Regions from separate parts of the Homo sapiens genome. Here all the other regions are linked to region 5. Evidence: chromatin loops called from intact Hi-C (ENCODE). Cell type or tissue: dorsolateral prefrontal cortex. All regions are shown on one strand. Each heading gives the region's core, and the rest is flanking DNA. Links, peaks and the distances in the headings are about the cores only. Region 1 overlaps RASSF6 (Ras association domain family member 6). Region 2 overlaps ANKRD17-DT (ANKRD17 divergent transcript). Region 3 overlaps ANKRD17-DT (ANKRD17 divergent transcript). Region 4 overlaps RASSF6 (Ras association domain family member 6). Region 5 has its middle 33 kb from the start of RASSF6.

What was found. A loop is a pair of places that touch in the nucleus more often than their neighbours do. Peaks named below come from ENCODE experiments on the same cell type or tissue, not always from the same donor. Only the 100,000 strongest peaks of a DNase experiment are listed, where the experiment ranks them.
Region 1: it touches region 5 in a loop (4-fold over the local background); 38 of 110 quality-filtered maps call a loop at or near these places.
Region 2: it touches region 5 in a loop (3-fold over the local background); 64 of 110 quality-filtered maps call a loop at or near these places.
Region 3: it touches region 5 in a loop (18-fold over the local background); 36 of 110 quality-filtered maps call a loop at or near these places.
Region 4: it touches region 5 in a loop (2.8-fold over the local background); 40 of 110 quality-filtered maps call a loop at or near these places.

Annotation. Positions count from the first base shown.
Region 1 is chr4:73,570,873-73,577,373 of GRCh38, reverse strand. RASSF6 (Ras association domain family member 6) reads left to right here. Exons shown (of 11, transcript NM_177532.5): 9 at 643-761; 10 at 867-964; 11 at 1,064-5,824. The coding sequence ends at 1,139. Among named protein-coding and RNA genes, the nearest start is that of RASSF6, 46 kb to the left of the region's middle. In dorsolateral prefrontal cortex, for the core only: a CTCF peak has its summit at 3,502 (motif pointing left); a DNase peak (open chromatin) is centred at 3,483.
Region 2 is chr4:73,308,721-73,315,221 of GRCh38, reverse strand. The region is part of intron 3 of ANKRD17-DT (ANKRD17 divergent transcript); the gene reads right to left. Among named protein-coding and RNA genes, the nearest start is that of ANKRD17-DT, 53 kb to the right of the region's middle. In dorsolateral prefrontal cortex, for the core only: a CTCF peak has its summit at 3,566 (motif pointing left); no DNase peak of the experiment used is centred there; H3K27ac peaks cover 668 bases.
Region 3 is chr4:73,338,678-73,345,178 of GRCh38, reverse strand. The region is part of intron 3 of ANKRD17-DT (ANKRD17 divergent transcript); the gene reads right to left. Among named protein-coding and RNA genes, the nearest start is that of ALB, 62 kb to the left of the region's middle. RefSeq lists enhancers at 1,372-1,873, 5,092-5,591, 5,592-6,093. In dorsolateral prefrontal cortex, for the core only: a CTCF peak has its summit at 3,600 (motif pointing left); a DNase peak (open chromatin) is centred at 3,598.
Region 4 is chr4:73,590,498-73,596,998 of GRCh38, reverse strand. RASSF6 (Ras association domain family member 6) reads left to right here. Exons shown (of 11, transcript NM_177532.5): 4 at 3,406-3,548. Among named protein-coding and RNA genes, the nearest start is that of RASSF6, 27 kb to the left of the region's middle. In dorsolateral prefrontal cortex, for the core only: CTCF peaks have their summits at 2,956 and 3,155 (motif pointing left); no DNase peak of the experiment used is centred there.
Region 5 is chr4:73,650,593-73,657,093 of GRCh38, reverse strand. No RefSeq gene overlaps it. Among named protein-coding and RNA genes, the nearest start is that of RASSF6, 33 kb to the right of the region's middle. In dorsolateral prefrontal cortex, for the core only: CTCF peaks have their summits at 3,080 and 3,283 (motif pointing right); a DNase peak (open chromatin) is centred at 3,173; H3K27ac peaks cover 483 bases.

The DNA.
Region 1 (6,501 bases), core at 965-5,964, 80 kb after region 5:
TAAGTACTTTTGTAGCAGGAGTATTTATATTATAACTTTTGGAAATTTGAAGTTCTGGAAACACACCAGATTGGAAGATATTTTCTTTCTCTATCTCATTTTCATGGCTGAATGGATTAAGCCCAGATGAATGAATAATAAGAATATTATTGATCTCAAAAACCTCATGAATATATTTTTAAAGATGAGCCAAGAATTGGGTGTGGAGCGAGACAAAGGAAGAATTGAAAATAATTACATGGTTTTGGACCTGAAGAACCAGAAAGATGGAATTACATCAACTCAACTTGGAAAGAACCAATAAATATTTGTTGTATGGATGAAGGAATGGTGGAATGAAACCTAAATAATTATTGAGGCATATTGCTTTATAAAAGGCCTATCAGACCGGAGATTTGTTTGAACACTCTAATCAAAGGAAGGCTGAGTTCTTTGAGACATTAATCAAAACTTGAGATACAGTAAGAGAAAGAAGTTCATTTAAGTTTTAATTTCAATTTGCTTTTTTGAGTAATTGCCTCCTGTTGCAGGTGTTATTTTTTTCAAAGTGAGTTAAATACGAAAAATAAATTGGAAAATTATCTTCCTTCTTTTCCTGCAGCATGAACTTCTGATTGTGGTTGATTCTTGTTTTCACTGCAGAACAAAGACGACTAAAGAAGACAGACATTCCGCTACTGCAGAGGCTCCTACAGGGACCTTCTGAAAAGAATGCTCGCATTTTCCTCATGGATAAAGATGCAGAAGAAATTAGCAGTGATGTATGAATACCATCACCCTGAATCTGTTTTTTGCTTCCCTCCTGACTCAGCACCTCTTGCATAATTGTTCTGCTTTCTTTTTTTTTTCTTCTTCTTCTTTCTTAGGTGGCTCAGTACATTAACTTTCACTTTTCTCTCTTGGAATCCATTCTTCAAAGATTAAATGAAGAAGAGAAAAGAGAGATTCAAAGAATAGTAACAAAGTAAGTCAAGAGCATGCACATTGGATACTCCGTTCTTTAATATGTCCAATGCACAAAATATGTCCAATTTTTAATAGTCTTTCTTCTTCTCATTTTCAGATTCAATAAAGAAAAGGCGATTATACTGAAATGTCTTCAAAATAAACTAGTAATAAAAACAGAGACAACAGTTTAGCAGTACAAGCTTCTATTGCTAAAACATTTCAAAAAACTCAGAGATATTACTCTTTGATGAATGCATAAGTTCTGTACTTGCATTTATACGAACATATATGAGACTTGAATCGTAGAAAATTGAATGTCAAAAAAAGCTCATTTCTTTTTGAAGTGATGAGGTTAATTAGGGTTCACAGTTGGACAAAATGAGTTTGAGTTTAGTTTCAGTAACTGAAATAAGCTTGAATACTGCATATGCCAAATAGCTTTTATAGTAAACCATGTAATGAACTCAAATTTAAATGGTGTCTTCAGATAAGCAGTTTAAACTTCATTTAGCTTGGACTCTCAAGAGAACTGAAACATAATCAATGGATTCAGAAATGACTCAGAAAAAAGAAGCTGCCAGTTCTTGGAATGAAAAAGAAATACAGTCTTACACCATCAAGGAATCTACCTGATAGTGACAGTAGCTTCTTGAAAACTCTGGCATTTTCATAAAATCTAGGACTATCTTAAATGGCCTGTTGACTTCTGACTATCTGTAACATCAGAGCTGTCTGGCCTTTGGAAAGGAAAAATTATGGACTCTGTTAAGAAATCCTAATTGAAATTTTCTGAACCTCCCCCCAGCCCTTTTATTCTCTCTCTTCTGCTGATGAAAGACCTTTCATCAGTTCAAAGCTTTTCTTAAGCTCTTTTTTAAGTTAATTGAACTTTTTCTTTATTTATTTTTCAAAAAAATGTTTATATCACATAGACATATTACATCGGCTAAAGTAAGACTTGGCCCACAAATACCTATTTGTTGCTGAATGAATACAATGGATAAAGCAAGGCTGTTGTAGCTGAAGTTACATAGGGAATCCCAAACTCTGCCCTCTTAGCATCTTATTCTACATGACAACTCTCAAGGTACTCACAGATCTGTTTAACCCACTTGAAAAAAAAACACTAAAAATGAAGAAATGCTATAAGTATAAACTATGATTTTATTTATAAATTCTGTATTAAAATGGAATTATATGCAACATTCTTTCATTCTGTAAACTAATTCCATTTGCATTCCTCATAAGCATTGTAGTAAATTGATCATATTACATGTACTAAGGAATGAGATTATATGCAGTAAACCCAACTGGAAGATTAACAATATTAAAATATGAAACATTTTTAAGACAAAGGCATTACTTCTCAGTATTACCAAACCTAAACTGGTTGAAGGTGAAAGTGTGCTATGGCCTTTTCAAGCCTAAGAAGTCTCTCTTACTGAGTAAACCAGAGGCTTGCATCGCTATTCTTTCACCTGTCAATATTAATAAGAAAATAGTCTCATCTCACTTAAATGAGGCAAATGTAATAGTTAAAATTCAACATACTTATAAAAAACTAGTGTCATGTACCTGCCATGAACATGACAAAAGGTTAGTCTTCAATAGACTGAAATGTATAAGAGAAGAACCAAGTCTTACATAGAAAAAAAAGGTAGATATGAAAAGAAAAATCACAGAAGAGAGAATGCAAATGGCCACTAAGTATATGAAAAAAGTCGTATCTTAACAGTGAACAACTGTGTTAGTCTGTATCAATCAGAAGACAGAAACAAGGTAGTAATTTAAACAGGGAAAGTTTAATATAAATAATAATTAAGCTATGATAGGAGAATAATAATAAAGATGAAAAGAGAAGGTACCCTAAGGCTGAGGGAAAGAATCCTAACAAGGAAAGGCAGGAATGAGGGTTTCAGAATTCACTGGAGAAGGTGTGGTTGCAGCCCACTGGAGAGAAGTTTGCTGGCTTGCCCAGGCCAGAGCAGGACCACAGATACTGGACAAGCTGGTACAGCCAACCCCCTAGGTGTGGACCAGCTGAGGCAGGTGGGCAGATATGCAGAGGGACTTGGGGCTTTGCCAAAGGGTAAGCACAAAGAAGGAGTCACGGGTTCTGTTCGAGGCACTGTTGGGATTAGGAGCCGGAGGGACCTACTTTGCAGGAACCTAGCATAACTTTGTGTGACGAGACTGCACAAGACAAAGCTCAGGCAAGTGGCTCAGTAGTTGGCCAGCCCAGCAGGGTCCTCTGTATGAGTGTGCACCCAGCTGAAGAGAAGAAATGGAGAGCAGCAATTGGAGCTTCAGGACCGGCTTGCACTGTGGCTCCAGGTTATACCACCACTGCCCAAAGCAAAAGCTAGAGAAGCAAGTGGAGAAATGCTGGAGAAAGCTGCACCCTACAGGCAACCAGCACTGCAGAAACCACTCCAGGCAAAGTAGTGAAGGAAAAAAGCCTGCTCTCCAGTAGCCTGGCCTGTCAGCCTGGAGGAATCAGGAAAGACCCCTTCCTCTTGCAGTGTGTCTCCAGCGCCCTCTACTGACAAAGTATGCCATCATGCAAGCTGCAAAGGAAACATTTCAAGAGTCTATATCTATTTTCACGGAGCGGGCAACCAACAGTGAATGTGGAGCTGAGAGACAGTAAAATAATAACTGACATGCCACCGAAGTACAAAGTAAAATAAATAAATAAATACACATTTTGGCCTATTAGCAAAGATTAAGAAATGATAACATTAAATACTCAATAAATCACCATGAGATGGGGACTCAAACTTCTGGTAAAAATACAAATAGATATAATTTTTCTTGAAGGCAATTTAGTAGTCTGTTTATCCTATAATTCTACTTGTAAGATCCTATCATATGAAAATAACCAGAGATACAAAGACATTCTGCAAAGATATGTTTTATATTGTTATTTATTGTGACAAAAGGAAATAAAAAGCCTAAATGTTCAGAAAATTATTTTAAAAGATGAAAGAGGGAAATAGGCCATGGACGGTGGCTCACGCCTGTAATCCCAGCACTTTAGGAGGCCAAGGTAGGTGGATCACTTGAGGTTGGGATTTCGAGACCAGCCTGGCCAACATGGTGAAACCCTGCCTCTACTAAAAATACAAAAAATGAGCCGGGTGCAATGGCAGGCACCTATAATGCCAGCTACTCGGGAGGCTGAGGCAGGAGAATCGCTTGAACCCGGGAGGCGGAGGTTGCATGAGCCGAGATGGCGCCACTGCTCTCCAGCCTGGACGACAGAGCAAGACTCCGTCTCTAAAAAAAAAAAAAGAGGGAAATAAACATTTATTTGTATATTGTTATGTAGCCATTAAAATTCTGTTTCCAAGTAATTTTAATTACAGGGGTAAATTCTTATATATCTAAATAAGAATATACACATACACATGTTCCAAAATATTTATTATGTACTTAAGGCATATATATTATATATGTATGTGTGTGTATATATATATGTATTTGTGTGTGTGAACACTAATATTTGCATATATATACACACAAGAAATAAAAACATGTTAAAAATGGCTATATCTGCATTGTAGAATTATGAGTGATTCATGTTTTTCTAACTTCCCTATCTGTATTAAGTGTTCTATAGTTTATATTTGTTACTTTTTACATCAGGAAATAGTAAAGTTATTATTTAAAACTTATGAACAAAAAAGTAACAAGCACATGCAAGCACAGAGTTCTACCAAATGCAAAAAATTTCAAATCAATTATTCAAATGAGACATTAACATCACTTCTGTGGTAGTTTTATATCCATAAAGTCTGATTCTTCTCCTTTGAAGAGATGAAGCTTAATCTTCCTCATCCTGAAAATGGGCTGGACTTAGTGACTTACGTCTTTTTATTTTATTTTTAATTGACAAATAATAATTGTATGTATTTATGGGGTACAATATTATATTATTATATATGTATACATTATGGAATTATTAAATCAAGCTAATTAACATATCCATAACCTCTTATAATTTCTTTGTGGTGAGAACATTTAAAAATGTACTCTTTTAGCAATTAGGGACTTACTTTTAATACAGGAAAATGGAAGAGACTGTGAGACTTTGAAGTAGGTCATAAAAGTCACTGTGGCTTCCTCCTTGCTCTCTCTTGGACCACTTGCTCTGGGGGAAGTCAACTGCCATGTCCTGAGCAGCCCTGGAAAGACCTACATGATGAAGAACTGAGACCTTCTATCAAATGCCAGCAGGGAATTGAGGCCTCCTGTCAACAGCCATTTTAGAAGTAGATCTTCCAGCCTCAGTCAAGCCTTCAGATGACTGCAGCCCTGTCTAATAGCTTGACCGTAATTTCATGAGAGACCTTCAGCCAGAAAACCCAAGGAAACCATTCTGGATTCCTCATCCTCAGAAACTGTATGAGATAAGAAGTGTTTGTTGTAGTACGCCGCTAAATTTGGGGCAATTTGTTACATAGCAATGTATAGCTCATACAATTTCTGGGAAAAAAATAGTTTATTTTCGAATCATTTTTGCATAATGCAAGAATATAAACTTGTCACAGAATAATTTATCCTTGTTTTAGGTGGTCCAAATATTTCATTGTCAGTTATATATTAGCTCAAATTAAATTTTAGATAATATATATTATTATTAATGGTAAAGAATGTGTCACATTTATCTTTATAGCTTTTCTGTACCTAATATTGTGTCTTGTGCGTAGGATGTGCTCAATAAAAATTGATTGAATAAATAAGTGAATGAAAGAATAAATGAATGAGTGAAGGAATTATCTGAAATATTTTTATAAAATTCCCCATATGTATGTATTACTTATTACAAGTCTGGTCCCATAGCTGAAAAAATATTAAACATTATATATATATATATGTTTTTCCCTGATATAGTGGTATATTTTATTATCTCTTGGCTCTACTATGAAATATTCAGTTAGGTGTCATTACTGTTTAATTTGGTTTAGGGCTATTTAGATTGGTTTTTGAAACTGAAGGGGAAAGAAGCCCCTTGCAATGCAATTGATGAAGTGATAAAGACAGCAGGTATAACTATTAGGTGGAGGCATATATATGGGAAAGAACAAGAAATAGGATGTAGTTACAGAGGGCAAAACCTTTCAATGACATTCATTTGTCTTCTAAATTAATAACATCTAATACCTATTAGATTGAGCCATTTGAAATTGCCAATATTTGACCTACAAAGGCAATGATTTCATATTGTTCAAACTAATAACAACTTATTTGCTGGGCACTACGTTTAATATTCATTACAATTCCATAAGGAAATTATTCTTTCAACCTCATGCTACAGATAAAGAAAGTAAGCCATGGAGCAGTTAGGAGATTTGCCAAGGTTTTTAGTAGAAGAAATAGGTAGGATTTAAACTTATGGCTCCAGAAGCCATACAGTTAACCACCATAATCTGTGGCTTCCCCCGAACTATGCTTCCCGAATCTGCCATTCTAAAATGTGTCCTCATTTTTAAGTGGAATAATAGTACCTACTTCATTGGACAGTTGGGGGAGTTACAAGAATAGCACATG
Region 2 (6,501 bases), core at 1,027-6,026, 340 kb after region 5:
TTTATAGTGGACTGCTACTAGGCATGACTAACTTGGTACTTTAATGGATAACATGTGGTTCATCATGATCAGCTCAGATCAAGTAGTTATCCAGACTAATGGTCAGGAATTTATGGTCTATAATTATGGTAATCACGCCAATTTGCCTTAGTAATTAAGTACTCTAATTTCTGTCAACCTAGGATCTTCACATTCTCACTGAAATTAAGGGTGCCCTCAAGAGGCATTCCTAATTCATTTGTTTTCTACTTTTTCTTTCTTTTTTTTTTCTTTTTTCTTTTTTTTTCTTTTTTTTGAGACAGTGTCTTGTTTTGTTGCCTAAGCTGGAAGGCAATGTCACAATCTTGGCTCACTGCAACCTCAACCTCCTGGGCTCAAGTGATCCTCCTGCCTCAGCTTCTCAAGTAGCTGAGACCACAGGTACAAGCCACCATGCCCAGCTAATTTTATATTTTTCATAGAGATGGGGGACTTGCTATGTTGCCTAGGCTGGTCTCAAACTCCTGGCCTCAAGCAATCCTCCTGCTTCGGCCTCCCAAAGTGCTGGGATTATAGGTATGAGCCACAATGCCCATGTAATGTATTTCTTGTTGTTGCTTATTGGGCAGCTACCTGAGCCACAGGTAGCTCAGAAAGACTCTCAAATTGTTTGTTTGTTTTTTAAAACAGAAACAAGGTTTTACTATATTGTCCAAACTGACCTCAAGCTCTTGGCCTCAAGTGATCCTGCTGCTTTGGCCTCCTAAAGTGCTGGGATTACAGAAGTGGGCCACTGCACCCAGACTACTGTCTAATCTATTTCTAACAGATTTGGTGAAGAGGTTATCTCTTGAACCCTCTTGAGGGATTTTATTAGGAGTGAGGAGAGCAGAATGCAAACAACAAATTAATCCACTACTTCTACCTTAAGATTTCTACCCAAGTCTTTTAACTCTTGTATTAATATCTTTTCTTCTCTAGAGCAGGTCCATTTCTGTTCATATGAGCTATGGTCTGGATTTCAGTCAACCAAACAAGAAAACAATTAAAACTACTCCCATATGTTTAAGCTAGGATATTAAAAGACTAATTTCTGACAAGGTTACCCATACTGGTAACTTCAGTTACGTCTTAAAATACATTCCTCCCTTATTTATATGTATACATTAACCAAATCTTCTTTTCATCACTGAACTAAAATAATATTTTTCTTAAACTATTTTAAAGTACAAGCTTTATCATCCTGGGGGTTATGCTATAATATCACTCCCCTAATACAAGTTCAAGCTGAGGATCTGGTTTTCATTATTGGTCTAGACATAATAAGTGTTAAGAGTAGAGCAAGAAGAGGACTGGCTTCCTCCTGCAATATGACTTCCTTACGTAAAGTTGTGACAGGGTTGTAAAGCAAGGTAAGAACAATCTCATGAGTCAAATGAAGGTAAGCGCTCCTGGAGGCAAGGGAGTCTCTATGAAGAGGAATCAGTATTTTCTGAGTCAATCAAATTAAATCCTTTCATGTATCCCATTTTAGTTTGGGGGGACACTACTCTTTCATTATCAAACTCTTACTTTCACATACTACACAAGACTGTGAATTCAGCTGAGTTTGGAATTTGGAAACCTATATAATTAAACTTTGAATTTGATCTTTGACTATCTCAACCCTGTGGCTGCAAGAAAGGAGATATTCTTTTAGCTGGTTTTCAATCTATGCCCTAAATTAGAATTTTGAGAATGTCATTCCTTTTTTATTTAGCTGTTCAGCGTCTTTAGAAACAACACCTCCAGCCCATTCCTGATACCAATTTATAAGAGTCAGGATTTTTAGCTAGAAACAAAAAATAACCAAGTTCAACTGATGAAGCAGAATAGGACATTATTACAAGGATTTGGGGGTAGTTCATAGAATCATTAGGAATCCTAGACAATTAGGGACAGGGCTTTGCACCAAAAACTATGCTCAAAATCACACCATAGAAATGATCTAATGAGAACCCCACTGTGGCCTTCACCAAACAAAAGTTGTTGCAACCTGCACTGCACACAGAACTGGCTCTGTGTACTAAATGCCACTAATAGCATAGCTTCCATTACTGATACAAAGTTTAGTCCTGCTGCAACAATCAACACAGCTGTGCAGAGTCCTCTCTTCTGATGCATTGGCTCTCAATTTCAAGCAGAGAAACAAGACCATGTGCCCACATCCTAGGTGCAAAGGAAGCTCACGAAGCAAGTATTTGGCATTTTCAGTGTTTATAGTGGAAAACAGGGTCGGCCTCCCACCATACTCATAAAATGGAAAGTTCCCAAAACATAGGCATATTAGTTGACGAGCAGCCAAAATGAATGACAAATGTCAAGTGTGATTAAAATTGTGTGCACCATATGTACCCTATTATGCATAAATTTGATCTCTAGAATTTCTAATGCAATTCTCACACACGTGCAAGACAAAAACAAAGACTTTTTTGAAGCATTGTATGTAAAAGCAAACATGTGAAAAGAAATCAAATGTCATCGGTAGAGGATTAGATAAATAGCTTGTGATATGCTAATATGATTTTTTTTATTTAGGTATTGAGAAACTGAGAGTTTTATATATGATTTTTTTTTTTTTTCTGAGGCGAAGTCTCGCTCTGTTGCCCAGGCTGGAGTGCAGTGGTGCAATCTCAGCTCACTGCAAGCTCCACCTCCTGGGTCCATGCCATCCCCCTGCCTCAGCCTCCTGAGTAGCTGGGACTACAGGCGCCCTCCACCACACCCGGTTAATTTTTTTTGAATTTATTTTTAGTAGAGACGGGGTTTCACCGTGTTAGCTAGGATGGTCTCGATCTCCTGACCTCGTGATCCGCCCGCCTCGGCCTCCCAAAGTGCTAGGATTACAGGCATGAGCCACCGCGGCCGGCTCCATATATGAATTTTTAAAAGACTGCCTTTGAAGTGCTCCCAAAGGAGAGTGAAGATAAACACAAATGTATATCATTAGGACATGTATAATGTATCAAAGCCTCAAATGGTATGGGACTGAGGTGGTACTGTTAGAAGAATCTGCCTGTGCTTGTGGAAGGGACATCACAGAGGAAAAAGATACATATGTAAGTTAGGATTTAAAAGATACACAGGAATGTATGATGTAAAAGAGGAGGGGTACATTCCAGGCAATACAAATTATGTTTTTAAAGTCACTAAAGCTTGTTATAGCACACTATTTTTCTGAAAAGTAAGTGTTTGTCATGTTTGATATTAAACAAACAGGACTTCATGGCAGTGTTGTAGCATGAGGGAGGACCTCCAGGAAGAAATTTTAAGTTTCTAGGAACTTCCCTTCAACCTCAAACTAAAGTAAAACAAAAATTAAATGAAATAGCAGATAACACTCCAATTTTTGTCCCACTTGAAACTGCTATGGTCACATTACATCATGTCACTGAAAAATCTTCCTACAAATAACAGTTATATTTGGCAAATCAAAGATAAATAATTTCTTCACAGAAAACTAGTCACTAATACTGTGGAGTTACTTTTCCACCTTAAGTAAAAAGAAAAACAAAATTTGCAAATATTGCCATCTAGTGGCTTCAAACTGAAAAAAAATTAACTATACTTTATGTGAATCATTCAACCATGTTTCCTAGGAAAAGTTTCCTTAGCAGTTCTTAAATAAACAAATATTACATTTGTGTCTCTGCTTGAAAAGAAAGGGCTCAATTTAGGCTACTAGGCTTCAAACTTTTGCTTCATCATTTACTAGCTGGATGACCACAGGCAAGTTGCTTAATCTCTGTAAAATGCACATAATAATAGTACCTACCTGCCAGAGTTGTTAAGAAGAATTAACGAGAAGATCGTAATACAGTTGTTTAGTGCAGCATGTCACTCATATTATACACCCAATGGGTAGTAATAATTATATTGCTTAAGGGGGAAAGAGTTGCAAAACGTAGGTTGTTAGATTGAAGTTTGAGTGACACAGCATTTAAAATGACAGTACTTTTGTTGGCAGTTTGGGTTAGAGCATTATACTTTTTTTTTTGAAGTAGTAGAAACATTGTAATGGTATATTGTTGCTATCTAGATAGCAGCTATCAATAACTGGTATTCTCTAATTTTGAAAGATCCTTGAATCAAATTATGATTGCGATTTACTGTTACAATATTTGTAAAGTCCAATTCATCCCTGATTTGATCTCTTAAGAAAATATACATCTTTCTATAAAAGCATATATGGAAGTGGAGGAAAAGGCAGCTTTACCAGTTGGTTAAAAAAATTGAGGCTCATATAGGATGCAAACAGTCTTAAAACTTCCTGTCATGGAGACAAGGCAGATAAAACTGGTTCTCTCTATTTATGACATTATTTGAGCTATAGTACTGCTATGACTTATTTTATTCTTCAAGACAGTCCTTGAGACTCAGTTTAACTTAATTTCACCTGTCCAGTGAAGCAGAAACAGCATGATTGTTAAAATGAATTTGACAAAAATGTCTCTTAAGATTTCCAAGGATATGATGACAAAATGTTTATGATAGCACCACTGAGAATTTGCAGTTAGGCAATCAGCAATATTCATAGTATTAATGGACTGGAATCAATCTTGGGGGAAAAAAAGCATGCCACAAAAGTCAGTCATGAACACCCCTTCTTGGATGTTTTTATCAAAAACTTGGACAAATTGAAAACTTGTTTCTTCTAAGTTGTATAATATTTTGGGTGGATAGGTTTTGTAGGCAGCCTTTAAGATGGCTCCAGTCATTCTTGCCATTCCAGTATTCACACCTTTGTGAAATCCCCTCCCCTTGTGTGTGAACTGCACCTAGGAACTCACTTCTAATCAATATAATGCAGCATGAGTGATGGGCGTCACTTCTGAAATTAGGTTACAAAAAGTCTGTGGCTTCCATCTTGCAAGTTCTTTTTTCTTCCTCTTGCTGACCAACTGTGATGTAATCTAGTTACCAAGTTGTGAACTGCCCACCTGGCAAGGAAGCAAGGGGGGACCTCTGGCCAACAGTCCGTTAGGGACTGTATCCTGCCAATAACTACATGAGAAACTCAGAAGCAGATTCTATTTCAGTCAAGTCTTCTGATGAGACTGCAGCCCAAGCCAACTGCTTTATTATATCCTGGGAAAGAACTCAAGGCAGAGGTACCCAGACAAATCAATGCCGTGGATTCCAGAACCACAATTTAGATAAAATATTTTGTATTTTAAGCCACTAAATGGTAGGGCTATTTGTTACACAGCAACAGATAACTAATACAGTTCACCAGAGGTTGGCAAATTACAACCTGTGGGCCAGATCTGGTCTGAGGCTTGTCATTGTATGGCCCTTGAGCTAAGAATGGTTTTTACAACTAAAAGAATTGTTTGTATTTTATTTAATAAAAGAAAAGGAATACTATATAAAAAAGATCCATAGCCCACAAAGCCTAACATATTTACTAGCTTTTTACAGAGAAAGTTTTATAATTCCTGCAGTAAATAATATGACCAATGACAGCCAAGATTCAAAATGATTGCCTCAACTGACTAGAATAAAGAAGTGAAGTAAATGAGATAAAACTTGGCAGTCATTAATAAAAAGTTCCATTCTTAGGTTCAAAAATTCAATCTCAGAGTTATAGGATAACGATTATGTGACAAAGATTGGCAGATTTTAGTGGATTCCAGGCTCACAAAGAACTAAAATATAATGTGATGCTTAAAATAAAAGTTAATATAATCTAACTTTGCATTAACATCCAGCTGATAAAAGAATGTTAGCTCAAGACTATCTATATGAGTCAGAGCATATGTGAAGTATTTTAACATGAATCATTTAAAAACTGTTTAGAGACAGTGGAAACGGTTTTTGTATAAGGCTCCTCAAATGTATTTCCTTAACTTATTGCAAAATGCATTTTTTTTCCATCAACTTGGTAGGTGAAACCACTGGTATCCAAAATTATGCATTTTATCGGTAGCAATCTCTGTATTTTTAAACTCAGCTCTTCCTTTGATACCTATTTGTGTTTTACAACAGGTTTATATTTTTCTTTCTTTTTGTTTTCTTTACATGTATTCCCAAAAAAGTAGGGGTAAAGGAAAGACAACCAAGGACGTGCATGTATTTGAGAATGGAGGTGGGAGGTTGGTATATTTAAGAGTGTTTTGTCCTACATATCTTCTTTAATCTCTTGAGATTTGGTCTATCTCTGTCTATTTATGTTGGCCTATGCTATACACATGTGTATATATATATATATATATATATATATATATATATCCCTGCAAATAAATCCCAGAGCTTTGAGGTAAAACTCACTGCACAATAAAATGTTTCTAGAAACAAGCAAAAAGCAGACAATCTTCACTAATTCTGAATTCACATTTTTGCATGTTATGAATGAGGAGCATAGAAACTAACCAAATGTTACAGCTTATTTGAGTTCAAAGTGTTTTGAAGGTTGACTGGAGATATGATGTACCCATAGACACAATTAGCAACATTCATTCCTTATTTCATGCCTTATTTACT
Region 3 (6,501 bases), core at 1,027-6,026, 310 kb after region 5:
TACTGTCTCTCTGATCTAAACCCATCCTTCTTTTCTTTATTTTGTAAAGTTGGGACAGAAACTTTGAGAATTGCGTTTCCCCTTTGTCAGTTAATTCCTGTTAAAATCTGCCAAAGACAGCTGCAGAAGAAGATTATAAAGCAGGAGGAAGACCAATATATTTTAGAAAGAAATAATATGGATAACAGCAGCAGTAGATAAACTGGGAAAAAAAAGAGGCAACAGAGAAATTCATTAAACAAATAAAATAAATCTTTAAAAATATTAATAAAATTTGAAAACTTCTGGCACAATTGATCAAGAAAAAAAGAGAAGCCACAAAAAAAATTGAACTGAATAAAAGGAATAGAGAAGTAGAGCTACAACAGAAATGAAGAAAGAATACTGAGGGTTTCTGCCTCAAGGAATGGCAGATAATTTATCTCTTATGAATACTCTGACTCCCAGTGGAAAATGGAATAGAGACAAAGTAGAAATGTGGGATTATTGGAACATATAATAAAGAAAACTTCCAACATAAACAAAATGGATTAGTATAATGAATCGTGAAAGAAGTCGGAACTTAAACATTGGAGGACAGAACACTACCATAGCTGCAGGTATTTCTGGGATGGCAAAATAAGGCTAGTTCTGGGAATATATAAAGAAAATGGAAATTGGAACCAAATGCTTCTTCAACATAAAAAGCCATTGCTAGGGTGAAGCTGACACAAACAGCCAGCTAACAGAAAGGAGCAAACAAAATTGGAAAATATTCAAAATACATAATGCATAGTGATAGTGCAAGTGTGTGCCAAACGTGCCCTCATACACTGTTTATGGTAATATTAATAGTATACAACCTTTCTGAAGGCAATGTGGCAATATGTTTCAATACCATAAAAATGTACATACTGTTTCATAAGGTGATCCACATTTGGTAGTTTGTTTAAAGACAAGATTCAGAGATGTGCCTCAAAATTTGCATTCCTAATGGTAATAAAATACATTCAACATGGGAATAGAGACCAAACAATTAAGCTGAGCAAGGATTATGCCCAAATCACCTCCTCCAGGAAGCCTTTCAGACAATCTATAAGGTGAAGTAGCTACCTCATCTGTGAGCTCCCATTGTCCCCTGCACTTCCCCCTAATTCACCACGCTTACAGTAGGCCATAAGGTGATGGTTTGATTATTTCTCTTATCCCCATCTGATGGTGTCTTTATCTCTGTATCTTCAGCACCTGCTCAAAGAAGGATTCAATAAATATTAATTGAATAAATTAAAGAAAAAAATAGGAAGAAAGGATACTTTTCATGAAAAAGGCATTGATCTGTAGACATGACAAATATGTGTAGGGATAAATTCATATTTCTTTTAATTAAAAAAAATCAATAGCCGAGTCTTCCACTTTATGAACAACGTAAGGCCTGTGCTGAGTTTCTTTCATTCACTTCGCCAGATCCACACCACACCCTTCTCCACCCTGGTCTGTGCTACAGGAAACTGACCTGCATGGACCGTGTCTACTGAATCCCTTGCCCTCTAGGTTCCATGAGGTTCTGTCAGTGGGAAGCCTGGTGGCAGATTGGGGTTGATAGGAGAATGAGGTAAGACTGTTAATTTCCTTGCTCCCTGCCTGCTGGGTCATTGTGAATCATTTGGTCTCTCTTTGGGAAGCTTCAGCTCTGGTTGGGCAGTTATCTCCAAACAGCCACCCACTCTGTGTTACAGTATCTGCTCTCTCCCCTTGCTTCTTCAGGCCTAGAAATAATACGGTCTCTCAGGCTGGGTGCAGTGGCTTACACCTGTAATCCCAGTACTTTGGGAGACCGAGGCAGACAGATCACTAGGTCAGGAGTTCGAAACCAGCCTGGCCAGCATGGTGAAACCTCATCTATACTAAAAGTACAAAAATTAGCCAGGCATGGTGGCACATGCCTGTAATCCCAGCTACTTGGGAGGCTGAGGCAGGAGAATTGTTTGACCCCGGGAGGCGGAGGTTGCAGTGAGCCGATATCGAACAACTGCCCTCCAGCCTGAGTGACAGAGTGAGACTTCTTCTCAAAAAAAAAAAAAAAAAAAAAAAAAGAAAAGAAAACAAAAAAGAAAAGAAAAGAAACGAAAAGAAAAGAAATAATACTGTCTCTCCATCTTGCTAGATCTGGCATAGTTGGGTTTTCTAAACTCTGCCTGCAGGTTTGTAAAAAAGTCCTCTTCTCAAATTACCTGGTTCGAATGGGCCCTCGGATTCTTGCCAGAACCCTGACTATTAAAAGGCCTTCATTCACAATTCTGAATAAGATCTTGAAAAGGGGACAAATTTTATGGTTGACCTTAGTATCCTCTAGTGTTTTTTTAATCCAAAGATATAATGATGAATATCAATAGGATCCTTTAAGGCAGTGTTAATTAGCAGAAATGTGCTAACAGTTTTACTATGGGCAAGCATTAATGCTTTTTAAAATCAATAATATAAACTATAGTTAGAAAATAGCATAAAACAAGCTGTTTCATAGCAGAAAAAAAGCTGTAAACCAGGAAAAACATTATCAGTTTTCTCTCCAAAGCAACGATGCAATTTAATCTTAAAATTCTAAAGAACAATAAATATTAAGAATCACTAGACAATAGGTGTCTCCATTATGCTATCCATTTTTATGTCCTATACTTTCAGTGTTTAGAACAGCACCTTGTACATGAGGACTGAGAAACTACTTATTCAACTAACTAATCAGGAAGCATACTGTAAACAAAACATAAAATATCATCTGTATAAAAAGGAAGATTTTACACTGAGAATATGAAGTGACAGTCTGGTTATTAATAAAGACATAAGTGACCAAAAGATCTAGAAAATAGTAAATACCCATAAATAAATACATAAAAATGATTGATATGTACATAGACTAAAACTATTGGACTTGTATGAAAACAGTAGATACCATTTGTTAAGTGAATACATCTATTAAGTACTTCACATATACTATTAATAGCTTCAATGCGCACATTCCTGTTACGTGGAGGTAATTAAGGAAGGCCTAGGAGGGGGTGATAGCTGTGTTAACCCAGAAAGAAGGAACAGGAATTGTCCAAGAAGATGAAAGGAGAAAGAAAGTTCCAGGTAGAACACCAACTTGTGCAAAATCACAGAGACAAGAGAGAAGGATGCATTTCAGGAACTTCAGACATTTCAGTCCTGAAGAAGGGGTGAAAGTTGCCAGGAGACAAAGCAGGATTTTATCATGAAGACCATGGGAAGCCATTATTTCTACATAGAAATATCATTATCTAACATTTGTTTTAGGCAAGTGTATGGCAAAGCAGTGTAAAGATGATTGTTATTAAGACTAAAATGAATAATAAGGGCAAGTAATAAATATACTGTAAAGCACAGACACTCGTTCTTATCTTTCTTAGGTTTTTGCTACGCTGCTTTTTGCACCCCTGCATTATTATACCAGTCTACATTCTAAGAAAAGTCACCTTTGGCTTTGTGCCCCCCAGTCAGCTGTTCAGTCTGTCCGGCAGATCCCCATTGGCGTTTATACCAACCAAATCTTTTGGAGTTGTACATCCTTTGCCTAATGCCCTAACAAGGCTCTACAGCACTCACTGGGACAAGAGCACCACCTTGTGTTGCATCACTGATTGTTCACAATTCTCAACATGCTTTGTTTTTGCTTGAGCTAGAGCTACTTGTGGCTGAGGCCTTTGAAGCTTCCTCCCAGGAGTAGCATAGAATAGAAAATTGTTAACAAATATTTTTCCAAATATAAAAAAAATGGAGCCCAAGCCCTTTTTTCAATACAGTAATAGTGCCAATGCCTAACATTAGTATATTGGTTACTACATGCTGGAAAATGCTTAGCTTATGTCCTCTGAACTCTTGCTATTTACTATTGTTTTTAACAGATTTATGCTTTAAAAAATGTTTTTAATACAACTCAAATTATGCTCTAGGAGCTAAAAGTCAGTTAAATGTAAACTTACCCTGTTCTGTCTTATAGAATCCCACAGTCAGTAAGTTTTTTAAAAGGATTCCAAGGAGTTCTTAGAAAGTACATTCCTTGATGTCTGCAAGCCTTTGCAAGCAGATCAACTATTTAAACTATTTTAAAAGAATTACTGTAGAAAGAAGTTTTCTTAAATTCCTGGAGAAGGAACATGCATAGATTCTTTCTGCCTCCTCCTCATTACACCACTCCACAGGCAGTTTTGCCTTACTTTTCTATTGTTCTGGCTTTATTTCTTTCTCATATTTATTGCAAAATAAGCTCCAAATAAGTAGAAGTTTATTAGTATTTTCTTAGAGCAGAAGCCAATATACCACCACTAAAAACACCACTGAACACACATGATGAACATGCAATACAAATTGAAAAGTCCATTAATGTATTATTGTTCCCATTTCAAGATGGGAAACTGAAGCTGAGGGAGGATTATAGAAGTTCATACATCTAGTAAGTGGTACAGTCATTTCAAATCCAGGTCTCTTGGACTCAGCACTTGTGACCAAAACCATTATGCTTTATTGTCTCTAACCATAGCATTCCAAATCATAAGCACATATTAATACCAAACATCTGTTAAGTATAATCCAAACAAATTATGTGCAAATGTCAAAACTGATACAAATTTGGAAAAAAGTTGATCATTCAAAACTTACTGCAAAACTACAGTAACCAAGGTGGCTGGCAAGATGGCCAGCTAAGAACAGCTCCAGTCTGCAGCTCCCAGAAAGATCAATGCAGAAAGTGGGTGATTTCTGCATTTCCAACTGAGGTACCCAGCTCATCTCATTGGGACTAGTTAAACAGTGGGTGCAGCCCACGGAGGGCGAGCTGAAGCAGGGTGGGCCGTCGCCTCACCTGGGAAGTGCAAGGGGTCAGAGAACTCCCTTGGAACTGGGTAACAGGCAGAGGCTGGAACAGTTTGGAGGACTCAGAAGACAGAAAAGTGTGGGAAAGTTTGAAACTCCTAGAGATTTGTTGAATGGCTTTGACAAAAATGCTGATGATGATATGAACAGTAAGGTCCAGGCTGAGTTGGTTGCAGATGGAGATGAGGAACTTATTGGAAACTGGAGCAAAAGTGACTCTCGTTAGGTTTTAGCAAAGAGACTGGCGGAATTTTGCCCCTGCCCTAGAGATTTGTGGGACTTTGAACTTGAGACAGATGATTTAGAGTATCTTGCAGAATAAATTTCTAAGCAGCATAGCATTCTACAGATGACTTGGATGCTGTTAGAAGCATTCAGTTTTAAAAGGGAAACAGAGCTTAAAAGTTTGAAAAATTTGCAGCCTAACAATGCAATAGAAAAGAAAATCTCATTTTCTGAGGAGAAATTCAAGCCAGCTGCAGAAATTTGCATAAGTAACGAGAAGCCAAATATTAATCTCCAAGACAATGGGGAGAATGTCTCCAGGGCATGTCAGAGACCTTTGCAGGAGCTTCTCCCATCACAGACCTGGAGGTTTAGGAGGAAAAAAATGGTTTCATGGGCAGGGCCCAGGGTCCCTGTGCTACGTGTAGTCTAGGGACTTGGTGCCCTGCGTCCCAGCTGCTCCAGTCATGGCTGAAATGGCCAACACAGAGCTCGAGCCATGTCTTCAGAGGGTGCAAGCCCCAAGCATTAGCAGCCTCCACATGCTGCTGAGCCTGCAGGTTCACAGAAGTCAAGAATTGGGGTTTGGGAACCTCCGCCTAGATTTCAGAAGATGTATGGGAATGCCTGAATGGCCAGGCAGAAGTTTGCTGCAGGGACAGGGCTCTCATGGAGAACCTCTGCTAGGACAGTGCAGAAGGGAAATGTGGGGTTGGCTCTCTGCGTGGGGTTGGGCCCTCTTGCATCAGTGTGACCTGGATGTGAGACCTGGAGTCAAAGGAGATTATTTTGGAGCTTTAAAATTTGACTGCCCCACTGGATTTTGGACTTGCATGGGCCCTGTAACTGTTTTGTTTTGGCCAATTTCTCCCATTTGGAACAACTGTATTTACCCAATACCTGTACCCCCATTGTATCTAGGAAGTAACTAGCTTGCTTTTGATTTTACAGGCTCATAGGCAGAAGGGACTTGTCTTGTCTCAGATGAGACTTTTTACTGTGGACTTCTGGGTTAATGCTAAAATGAGTTAAGACTTTGGGGGACTGTTGGGAAGGCGTGATTAGTTTTGAAATGTGAGGACATGAGATTTGGAGGGGCCAGGGGTGGAATGATATGGTTTGGCTCTGTGTCCCCACCCAAATCTCATCTTGAATTGTAATCCCATAATTCCCACATGCGGTGAGAGGGACCCAGTGGAAGATAATTTGAATCATGGGGGCAGTTTCTCCCATACTGTTCTTGTGGTAGGTTAATAAGTCTCATGAGATCTGATGGTTTTATCAGGATTTCCCCTTTTACATCTTTGTCATTTTTCTCTTGCCGCCACCATGTAAGAAGTGCCTTTTATCCCTCGCCATGATTCTGAGGCCTCCCCAGCCATGTGGAACTGTAAGTTCCTAATTAAACCTCTT
Region 4 (6,501 bases), core at 943-5,942, 60 kb after region 5:
TACATTTCGATCATTAGTCCATCCTGAGATAATTTTTGTATATGGTGTAAAGAAGGGATCCAGTTTCAGTTTTCTGCATATGGCCAGCCAGTTATCCGAGCACCATTTATTGACTAGGGAATCCTTTCCCCTCTGCTTGTTTTTGTCATATTTGTTGAAGATCAGATACTTGTAGATATGCAGTCTCATTTCTGGGTTCTCTACTCTGTTCCATCAGTCTGTGTGTCTGTTCTCGTACCAGTATCATGCTGTTTTGGTTACTGTAGCCCAGTAGTATAGTTTGAAGACAGGTAGTGTGATGCCTCCAGCTTTGTTCTTTTGCTTAGGATTGCCTTGGCTATTCAGGCTGTTTTGGATTCATATGAATTTTAAAATAGTTTTTTCTATTTCTGTGAAGAATGTCAACAGTAGTTTAATGGGAATAGCATTGAATCTACAAATTGCTTTGGGCAGTATTGCCATCTTAACAATATTAATTCTTCCTATCCATGATCATGGAATGATTTTCCATTTGTTTGTGTCATCTCTGATTTCTTTGAGCAGTGACTTATAGTTATCTTTGTAAATATCTTTCACTTCCCTTGTTAGCTGTACTCCTAGGTATTTTATTCTTTTTGTGGGAGTTTGTTTGGGATTTGGCTCTTGGCTTGATTGTTGTTGGTGTATAAGAATGCTAGCAACTTTTGCACATCGATTTTGTATCCTGAGACTTTGCTGAAGTTGCTTATCAGCTTAAGAAGCTTTTGGGCTGGAACGATGGGGTTTTCTCAATATAAGATTATGTCATCTGCAAACAGGGATAGTTTGACTTCCTCTCTTGCTATTTGAACGTCCTTTATTTCTTCAAAAGCATTTTTAGGAGTGCCACTGGCAGGCTACTGTACAAAGTGGCCTTATGTTTACTTTTTTTCTTTTTATTTAATTTCAGTGTTTCATTCTCCACACGTCTCTTCACTCAGCCTTGTATTCTGATGGAGCTCACTTTACATATTTACAATATCTTCCTGGCCAAAGGGGACATTAGAATTTTCTACTCCTGATTTAATTTCATGGCACAGCATGGACTTTAGGCGACCATGATTTGGCTTAAATCTACAGTTTGGACAGAAGGAAATTTACAAAGCACTCTGGCCTTTCCTATTGAGCTTAAATGATTTAGTTCAATTGGGTATTTCAGTTACTTTCCCAAATTCAATAATATACTGAATTAAATAACTAATCTCTTTATAAAGAAGTGGGCCTAATTTTAAATTATTTCAACATTGTCCTGTATCTTAAATCTTAATATATACAATTATAAAAATATAAAATTTAGGAAAAGAGTAAAACTAGGAAAATGATTATTTATACTTTAATTCAAAAGTTTCCACAAAATTCATGATGTTAAGTTTGTTTCCTTTAGGTAAATATTTGAGTTTTTGTGTTATGAACATTTAAGTTGAGGCATATTCTTTCCAATTCTGTACATCAGTGCTCCATTTATAATACAAAAGTTATTCAGGTCAGGTGCTGTGGCTCATGCCTATAATCCCAGCACTTTGGGAGGCCGAGGCAGGTGGATCACCTGAGATCAGGAGTTCGAGACCAGCCTGGCCAACATAGCAATACCCTGTCTCCACTAAAAAAGAAATACAAAAATTACCCAGGCATGGTGGTGCATGCCTGTTATCCCAGCTACTCGGAAGGCTGAGACAGGAGAATCACCTGAACCAGGAGGTGGGGATTGCAGTAAGCTGAGATCACACCACTGTACTCCAGCCTGGGTGACAGAGCGAGACTCTGTCACACACACAAACAAAAAAAAGTTATTTAATTTTTTAAAATAGTTTCATGTTTTATATAATTTTTAAAAACTGTATGAGGTGAAGTGTACGGTGAGGCTACCAGACTTTTCAATCTTTACACACTGATCAATAAAGTCATAATTCAGAATTTTTCAAATCTTCTGACACTGTTTAAAAGGGGCAGTCCTTGGATGACAATATGTGGCTTTATTCATCTTTGGTTAATTAATCAATTAATTAAACAAATATTTATTGAATGTCTACCATGTACCAGACACCATTTTAAAAGCTGGAGATATAGCAATGAAGAATTTAACAACCTCAGCAGAGTAGTGGGTTTTGTTTTTCTTTTCAGAGATTCTATAAGTTTTTGATACAAAGGCTTAATTGAGTTCTAGTTAGGCAGAGAAAGAATGCTGTCCACCATTAACTATATAATCTATATCATATACAGTCATTTCAAGGAATAAATTGTGTTTGATTGTTGAAAACAACTGATTGGTAACCTGACCTCTTAGTAATCTGAAATGTAAAGTCAAAAGTGGAAGAAGTGCAAAACTTTGTTTCAGGAGTGATTCCAAAGCAAGTTTATCAGCCAAAGAAATAATAAACAGTAATATAGAGCACCTATTGAATGCCAGGCGCTGTGAATTAGGGGTTATCATAATGTCTGTTTTTCACATGAGAAAGCCCAAGTTTAAAGGTAGCCAGTGACTTGTCCAAGGCCACAACTAGGAAGTGGCAGAGCCAGGGTTTGAGCACAGGTCTGTCTGATTCCAGAGTCTGGAGTTTTCATTATGCTCTCAAATAAGAATTGAGTGTTTAAATGTTGTCTAACAATTGATTCTTCATAATATTAATAATAGTTAATGAATGTTAAAATAGGTATTGGGTGGCTGGCATATGACTTTTGTTAGTTTCTACATTTTCCAAAGTTTCTATAACAGAAAACATTACTTTAACATTGGAAAAGCACTTTCATATATATAATGATTATTTATGCTTTAATTCAAAACTTTCCACAAAATTTATGTTAAATTTGTCTCCTTCTTCTGCTATACTACAGTATTTCTAATTTTAAAGAAATTCTTCAAATGCTATTGTTTTTACAAAAAATATATCTATGTTTTGAATTTTTACAGCGTGTTTTCACACGTGTTATTTTACTTGTTTTGCATAACTTTGTGAGTTAAATTTTTTTCTGTTCAGCAATGAGGAAATAGCTGCTAAATCTTTAAATAGATGTTTTTTTCTAATTTCTAGTTCAGCATAATTTTTAAATCTGCTTTAATTTTAAATTAAACAAAATTAGAGAATTAAAATTCCACTTAATGGAAGAATCAGAGTTCAGAAAGCATTTTGACATACTGTGCCCTCTGGTGGACATGCCATTACCATTATGATTTACTCACTTTGCTGGGTATAGCTGTTTTCAAAAATAAAAGAATGTTTCAAAAATAGAATTGCTTTGTAGATAAATTGGAAAGCCAAACAACAACCCTGGCGTTTCTTTTTAATCTATTTAGGTTTCTTACGCACTTAATTTCTACATCTTCGTTAAAACATTTACCGTCTATAAATAATACAAAAACAATTGGGGGATTATTCATTTCTTCCTTAGACTGAAGATGGCAAACTAATTGTTGAAGGAATGCTGGACATTTTCTGGGGAGTAAAACGACCTATACAGCTAAAAATACAAGATGAGAAGCCATTCTCTTCTTTTACTAGTATGAAGTCATCAGACGTCTTCTCCAGCAAAGGGTAAGCTATCTTTCATGTTTTTAATTCCTCAGAAGATGATCTTCATATCTAGTTTTATTGCGTGCACTCTTAAGGAGGGAAACTTAAGCTTGTGTAAAACTGATTACACACAATCTCATTTAATTTCCCAGCAATGGCCGGGCACGGTGGCTCACACCTGTAATCCCGGCACTTCGGGAGGCCAAGGCAGGTGGATCACCTGAGGTCAGGAGTTCGAGACCAGCCTGGCCAACATGATGAAACCCTGTCTCTACTAAAAATACAAAAATTAGCTGGGCGTGGTGGCAGCCGCCTGTAATCCCAGCTACTCGGGAGGCTGAGGCAGGAGAATCGCTTTAATCCGGGAGGCGGAGTTTGCAGTGAGCCGAGATTGCGCCATTGCACTCCAGCCTGAGCAACAGAGTGAGACTTTGAAAAAAAAAAAAAAAAAATCCCAGCAACTCAATGAAGTTGGTGTTCAGAAACTAGGGCTCTTCAAGATTAACTAATTTGTGCAAGATCCCCAATTACGATGTGGCAGAACTGGACTGGGCCTTACTTCTGTCTGGGGTCCACAGCCTGTGGTCTTGACTCCTCTGCTCTGCTACTTCTCTCCTGGAGACTGCATTCCTTCATTGGAAAAGGCAAAATGTAAAGTCAGAATTTGATTTACCCTGGCCTGGTCTCCAAAATAAGAGGATAAAATCTAAATGTCTTCTTTCCTTGGAACAAAGGGCTCATTGTGCTTTCTACCAAGGAAACTTAATGATGTTCCATCTGATTGTCCCAATCCTGTTCAACAGAGCACCCTGAAATGCACTTGAAGTTAAATAAATGCACAAAACAGTCCCTTGTGTGGGCTTATGCAAGTGTCCCTTGGATATCCAGGTTGGGCTGATTTTTTCCTTACCCCTTTACAAGTTTCAGAAAAATTAATAAATATTCTCAGCAAGAAACATACCTGTATAAAAGTTCCTTTCATCCTTTTTTTCCATCCCTTCTTCCTTTTTAGTCCTTACCTCTCCAGCTCAACCCACTGTGTATATACATTGAGATACCAAGCCTTCTTTTCCCACCATTCATCCTCGCATCCATTGTTAGATGAGCTGGCATTCTATCAGAGGAGGCAATGGAGAAAGAGCTGCCAGGACAATTTGCCCAATGTAATATTTGGCCACAACTAGGGAAAATTAATTATCACCTTGACAGAAGTCTGCTTTTCCTTTGGAAAAAATATTTAAGCCCGACTATGATTTTCACCTTGCCAATATTTCTCAAAAATTATGCTACTGCCATGCTGAATGTTTTGTAATTCCCTACACATTTCATGCAATTTCTAATTTTCCTGACTCTGCCTAGAAGTCTCCCTGCTTCTCCACATCCATTTGCCTGAGTCTCTTCCACCAGTCCTTTAAGACGCAGGTGAGGTAACATGTTCTCCAGAAAGCCATTTCTGACCCCTCAGTCTATACGAGGCTCACTGAAAACTTTTCTATATCACTTGACACACATGCAGTCAATTGTATTTTTGTATACTTATCTCCTTGTCTATAGTGCAAGCTTCTCGGTGGTAGGGAATGTGCTTTATTCATCTTTGTTTTATTTGCTTTATTCATCCCAGTGCCCAACTGTGTGCCTGGCACAAAGAGGAGATTCAAACCATAGTATAGAGCAAAATCCCCAGAAGCCTGTGGTTAAATTACCTCTGCTTTGTTGTCACTACTTAGTCCCTCTATCTATCTCGTCTCCCATCCAAGCTAAGGATTGCCAAGGAGCTTAGGGCTCAGGGCCTAAGGAAGAACGGAAGGGAGGCAGCAGCCTCCAGCAGCCTGAGAGAGCCCCACATTTCTCACTTCAGGTACCTGATGACTGATGGGGCTTATGATTCTAAATGACAAGGAGCATCATTTAAAAGGAAAAATTACTCTTGGGCTCTGCTTTCCGAAAACTGTACAAGATACGGATTTATAAAATTAACTACCATACTTCATATTACCTAAGACCTCATTGCAAAATTCTCTGAGCAGTCACATCTATTTGATGCATTTTAATTTTTTAATTCATGAAAATGTAATAAATATCAAACATTAAAGGAAAATGCCACAGAAATGAAGTAAGGTAATTTTAGTATCACCTTAAACCATCATTATTTTGTATGGCTTTACCAAGATATGTTTTAAGTTTTATTTTATTTTTAATTGACAAATAATAATTCTATAAATTTGTGGGATACATGTTTTTATGCATATGTACATTGCAGAATGAACCAAACAGGCTAATTAACATATCAATCATCTCAAATATTTATCATTTTTTGTGGTGAGAATAGAGAATATAAAAAATTCTCTTATTTAACTCTTTTGAAGTATGCAATATATTATTATTAACCATGATATTTTTTAACTTCTCAAATTTAAAACACTTGTTCCTAGCAATTCTGAATTTTTGGATGAGTTTCAAGAGCCCAGGTGGACAAGGTAATATGCCTCTCCATATACTGCCACAGGTTCTAAAATAATATCCTCATGATACACCTGCTATAGGATCCATTTACATTTTGCATTGTTTATTAGTACATTGCTGTGAAGCAAACAGGAATTGGCTCTTTTTGTTTAAAGTGGAGAAAAATTACCTAGAAACCTTGACTGGCTTGTCCTTTTCCAGTAACAAGATTAACTGTAGAACATTTGGCAGAAAAAGATCCCATTCCTTTTACATACACACAGAACCACACGCAAACAAGAGCAAGATTAGATTTGGTTGTCATTAATTAGCCAAGAGTACTTCCTGGGAGCCAGCTGAACACTCAGGCAGGAAGGCACAGCACAATTTGAAGTGGCTTTTCCCTGGTTTCTGGTTCGCTAATGGGGTGCATAGCCACCTAAGGTATCACTTTTGTTGTTTCAATCCAGTTCTAGACACCCTCCCTCTGGTTGTCTCATTTAAGATAACATCTATTTTAATTCTCAGCCTT
Region 5 (6,501 bases), core at 909-5,908:
CAAGAACAATTTGGTGAGTTTCGAAAAATGTTTACAGTTGTATAACCAACACCACAATAAAAATATAGAACATATTATTCACCTCAAAACATGCCTGTAATCCCAGTAGTTCGGGAGGCCGAGGCAGGCGGATCATGAGGTCAGGAGATTGAGACCATCCTGGCTAACACGGTGAAACCCCGTCTCTAATGAAAATACAAAAAAAAAAAAAAAAATTAGCCGGGCGTTGTGTCCGGCGCCAGTAGTCCCAGCTACTCGGGAGGCTGAGGCAGGAGAATGGCCTGAACCCGGGAGGCGGAGTTTGTAGTGAGCTGAGATCGTGCCACTGCACTCCAGCCTGGGTGATAGAGTGAGACCCCGTCTCAAACAAACAAACAAACAAACAAAAAACATTCTCTTGTGTTCCTATTAGTTAGACATCTTTCACCACCCTCCGCCTCTGACAGCCATTCTTCCTGCTTTCTATTACTACAGTTTTGCCTTTTCTAGAATTTCTTATAATTGGAATTATATAACACATTGGTTTTTTTGTATGTGACTTCTTTCACTCAGAATAACGTTTTAAGATTAATCTATGTTGTGAGAATTAGTAGTCTACTTTCTTATTGCTGAAAAGTATTCCACTCTATGGATATACAACAATTTCTTTGGTTATTCAATATTTTTTAGACATTAGAGTTGTTTCCAATTGGGGGCTATTATGAGTAAAGGGGCTATTATGAGTAAAGCTGCTATGACCATTTTCATCCTAGTCTTTGTGTGAACTTAGTGGGAGCACACTAATATTGCATTAAGATTTTATTTGCTTTTATCTGATAACAAGTGATGTTGAGCATCTTTTTATGTCTTTACTTGACATTTGCATGCCTTCTTTTGTAAAATATTTGCTCAATTCTTTTGCCCAGTTTTTAAATGGGTTGTTTGTTTACTAATGTTGAGTTATAAGAATTTTGTATATATTCTAGTTCTTTATCACATATATGTTTGGTAATTATTTTTCCCAGTCTTTACTTACTATTCTCTTAAAGCATCTTTCCTAATGTTTACAGTGTTTTTAATGCTTAAGAAATCTAGTTATTCAGTTTTTAATTTTATGATTTGTGGTTCTTGTATCCTATTTATTAAATCCTTGCCTAACTCAAGGTTTTGTGTTTTCTTCTAGAAATGTTTGCAGTTTTAGTTTCTCTGTGATCTTTTTCTAGTTAATTTTGTATACAATACAGGATAGTGATCCAAGTTTATTTTTGTATATAGAATACCCAATTGTTTCAACACCAATGCTTAAAATACTTCTTTTCTCCATGGTCAAGATCAATTGATCATAAATATATTAGTCTATTTTTGGACTCTATTGTTTTTTATTATCTCTCTTTTTGCCAATACCATAGTTGTGATTATATTGTAGTTTTATAAGTAAGTCTTAAAATCAAATAATGTGTCTTCCATCTTTGTTCCTGTTTTTCAAAGATTTGTTTGATATACTTAGCATTTTCATATAAATTTCAGAATCATTTTCTAAAATATTTTCTAAAAAGAAAAGCAAACACAGTAGAATCTGAAATTCTCATTGTTCAAAGACGCCTGGACACTCAAGGGACTCAAGGCAGGGACGTTCAAGGCAGGGACTCCATTATTTCTGAGTCAAAAAGATCATAGGCGGGGTGACCATATGTGCCAGCTTGTTCCAGACAGTTCCTATTGACACCTATTATTTGGGCATAATTATTAATAGCATCTCCTTTCACTTTCAACAGTGGCCCTGTTTGGATAATAAATTATATGGAACCCTGAGCCTTGGATGCCTTTTCTAAGACTGGAAGCTCCCATGTCTATGACTGCTAGTTGTACTAATACCTCCTTGTTATCCTTCCAAGAGGCTGCCAGGGGATGAGGCACTGCTACCCTCAGGATCCACTGACACTGTTTTATTCACATTCTGAGGAAATGTCTCCTCTTACCTCTTCTTATGCTTCAAAGCTCTGCTCTGTATTTTCCCCCTTCTTTCCTCCCTCAGTACAACTTTTTGGATACCTTATGTTTTAAGAAAGCAAAAAGCCAAATGAAGGTTGCCTCTAGCAACTTATTTTCCACCTCTCCTCAGACAAGGGAACATAAGAGCTGGGAATCCAAAAAGGAAAAACATCTGGGGAAACAGAAATCAGTATCTCACTAAAGTATCCTTCTGTGTTTGTATCTTCAGAGTTTGTTACCAGTGAATAGCACGGAAAGGAGATGCTCTATGAATACTGGAAGGAAGAGAGAGAAAAGGATGACAGTAGGGAGCTCACATTAAAGAGAAATAACACATTATTTAATGAGTTCCCCAGCTGATGCCACAACAAAACAGCCTCCTCTGAACTTTTATGCTCTTTTAAATCCTCAATCTATCCCACCACTCTGCCGACTAACAGGTTCAAATCATGCCCTGCTGCCTACCTGCAGTATTACCTTGAACCTGTTATTGACACTTACTCAGTCTGAGTATCCTAAAATCGTGATGGCGATACCTACCTCATTTGTTGATTATAAGGCTTAAATGAAAACAGCGTAATAAAGTGCTTAATACAGTACCTGACCTCAATAAAGCCCTTATTACCCTCAGCAAGTGTGTGAGAAAGGAAAAGGAGCCCACATGCAGAAAAAATGGCTTAAGGTGTGTTAGCATGCTTGTCCCTGTATTTCATTAGAGGCTGAAGCATACTAGGTATTCAATAAATTATTAGTACGCATGCATATTTCTTAAAATAAGGATTTCTTATTATTAGCATTATCCTTGCTGTCTCCAAATAGCAAAGGAGCAGCTGCTCTTCAACCATGGAGAGGAGATGACTGTATATTAGAGGATACAGTGTTTTATTTCTGTTATATTCTATTGTCTATTCTATTTGTATTTGTTTTATATTAATCTTCATAGGGTTTCTAATACCCTTGTATTGTCACTCCAGCCTCCTGTTCTGCAGGCTAAAAAATCAAGCTGATTACAGTTCTTCTTTTATTTGTCACAAATCAAAAGAATGTAGTGAAAACAGTTAATACTATGAAAAGCACAATTAGTTACTTTATCACTAGGTCAGGTGGCAGCTCAGGAAAATCTGTTAATCTAGAATTTCTGTTGACATATAACATTGGAGTCAGCTGGGCCTCAGCTCGTTCCCATTTGAACAGGCTGTTTGTTGACAGTTATTCCGTGCCAGGTGCAGCTGTAGCCACTACAAACACGCAAAAAAAAAAAAAAAAAAAAAGTTTACGTCACTAGAGGGCGCTGCAGCCCAAGACCTGAAATGAGGACTGCGTTAACCCCACTGCACTGAAGTTGCAGTGCGGTTTGTACTACATTACATTGTGTTTTGCTGTATTGTGCTGTAATGTATTGAATTGCATCAAATTAAATTACATCATTTGATATATATTTGGATTTATATGGTTTTTAAATGTGTTGCCTTAGAGAAAGCACAATTTGCTATTATATTTTTTGATGCCTATAGTTATCCTTTTCTTAAATAACAGTGGCTGAAATAGATGCACAGCAAAACATAACTCACCTCAAGAATTTACCAGAGTCATTCGCAAAGAGACAGCAAGTTGTAGTTGAAAGAGAATTGGTCATTTGGTCGATCTTGCCTCTTCGGAGCCTAAATATTGCTTGTGCACAGTGCAAGAACATATTTGAAAGACAGACATGATTTATATTTATTGTATGCCATTCTCTGGGCAAACTTGGGTCAAGTATGTAATCAAATATATCTCAAAGTGGATCCTCTGATTACTATGCTTAAATCATCTGGGTGTTTCTTTAAAATGCTGTTTCTTAACCTACCATAGACCTAAGAGATCAGGACTCTTGTGAGGCAATGGTGGAAGTGGTGGGGAATCTGCATTTTTAGTAAGCATTCCATGTGCACACTGAACTATTGGCTTAACCCATTCCCTGTCTTAGTTCCCTCCCTCTCTTCATCTGAGGAATTAATGAATTAGCTCAATCAATTATTTGGTACAGGTGCTTCTATGGAGTAATCACCACTACCAAGGGAGAGGAAATGTCAGTTCTCCTAGTTGCAGAAGCAAAGCTCAGCTGGGAAGGATGAGACTTCAGCTTACTGCCATGCATTCTTGTGTAGCCCTCACTCTCAGCCATGGCAGGGTCCCTGAATGTGAAGGCGAGCAGGCCAGCGCACAGGCACAGAGTTCAGCAGTGAAGGTGCAGAAGTGGTTTGTGTCAAGCCATAGAAAAGAGAAGCAGCAAACAGTGGTCAACACCCTATTCCAAAGTCTGGTTCCAGAACCAGCAACATCAGGATGCTCTGGTATATTTCCCCTTCCTCTCCTGGAAGCATGAGTGGAGTTTTCTCCAACATTTACTGTAAGAACCTGGTGGAGCTCCTAGAGTTAAAACTCACAGAAAGTGAGAACCTCCCCATGACTGTCCCCTACCCCAGATTTTTAACTCCCAGGCTTGTCCATGCTGAGCCTCCAGCAACTCATCAATGCAGTTCAGGTTTCCATACCCAGCACAGGTGCCCAAGGTGGTTTTCTACTAGTAGATTTCTGCTTAGGTAAGCTGTGATTCCCTGTGTCTGCCTATCTGTCTCTCAAATTTTGGGAGCAGCACTTTACTCTGTGACTTCACTTCTCTAAGAAGAGTTGTTGATTGTTCAGTTTGTTCAGATTTTTACCTGTTGTTAGGACAAAGTAACAAATTCTAAGCTCTTTACATGCCAGACCAGAAGCCAGACATCTCAATTTTATTTCTTAGATGCATAACAGATTTTTGACTGAAGAGAAGGAGTGCTAGAGGCAGAGGAGGGACCTTTCTTCTCCAGGAAGAACTCTCTGAGGCCTTGGACTTGAGCAGTATGATTTGGGCCTGGTAGCAATGTGCACAAGGGAAGCGGGAACCCTCTCCTCACTGATGTATGGACCACTTGGGCCTTTCCAGGGTTCACAGTTTTGAAAGCCTCAGGATAAAACACCTTTGTCTCAGACTTGGATATGAGCTTTTCCATAAAGAAACCCAACAGCAGAGGAATTGGTATGGCCTAAAATGTTGCAGATGGGGGGCAGGGAGAAGAATATGGGAGGACTGGGTTGAAATCTCCCAGGAGAATCTAGAAAACCTTAGAAGGGATTTTTCTGGGGACTGACTTCTCGTGCTATGTAGTTAAGGAACAAATGTCAGTGAAATATGGGGGTTACCATTAACCCCAGGTAGAGCCCACATTTCACTCATACATGAGTGTCAACATTTCCTTTTATAGGGGTTTCTAGGGAAATACAAATTATTAGAGCAAAGAAAGTTGGGAACATGACAAATGTCAGTGGTGGCCAAGAAAATGTGTTGAATTTGGCAATGTAGAGAGCCACAAATAGGACTCAAGTAGTAACATGTATGAAAATGAGAAATGGTTGATATGTGTGCTGGAACTGCAGCTTCAACAAAACTGAGCACAAGCTCCTGCAGCCTCAAGTTCTCCAACTTCATAAAAGAATGGCAAAAAAACAGATCCTCACAGTGACAGATTGACAGGAAACAAGGTGACCCTCTGGCTGTAAGGTTGCAATGGAAATGTGAGCTGTTTCGGATAACAGCTGATGTGGAGTTTGGAGAAGAGGTGCTAATGTGTCCGTTAATCCCTTCTTGTGTACCCAAAGGCAAAATTACTCAGAAACCTGAAGACTGGAAAAAAACTTGAGTTCTTACTCAGGAGAGCTCAGCCTTCTGCAAGCAAAGGTGGTCACGGGACCTTAGTCTGGACACAGGAAGCACAAGGAATACACTGGCTTCTCAACCCCCCTCCCTGCTATCTTCTGTAATTTCTCCTTAGGGCTTCATTTTGCTGGGGTGGGTGCCAGGGCCACGGGACAACTGGTAAAGTTGATGTGGATTGATGTTTACACATATCAGGAAAGGGAAGAAGAACTATCCCCAAAATAATCCTCTCCCACTCCTTTCCACCTCATGCACTAACTGTTATGAAACAACACTAGATCCTAGAAAGATGCTGTAGAAATTAAAACATGTTCTTCCTTTTGTCTGTTGTTTTAAATAACTATGGTATTTGAAAACTTACTAAATTCAAAGTCTTTTCAATTATACGACACCCTGAAAACATATCCTTCCTGACAAGATCATAAAAATCTTGTGTGCTTATATATATATATATATATATATATATATATATATATATATATACACATTATTTCTATTTATATATGTATATGGACATGTGGGTGTGCAAGTGTATATGTTGGAAGGAGGGAGGGCAAAACTGGCAGCCACTTCAGGCATCATAACACCAGCTAACACCTGCACACTTGCACATACTTACTCTGTGCCAGGAGCTGTTCTAAAGGCTTTACACATTTACTGTGTTTACTCATTTAATCCTCACAACAATTCTATGAAGTAGGTATTACTATATTCATCATTATCCCCATTCATCTGATTGGACAACTAAAATACAGAGAAGTCAAGAATGAAGAAGGGATTTGGTCTGAGGCTGT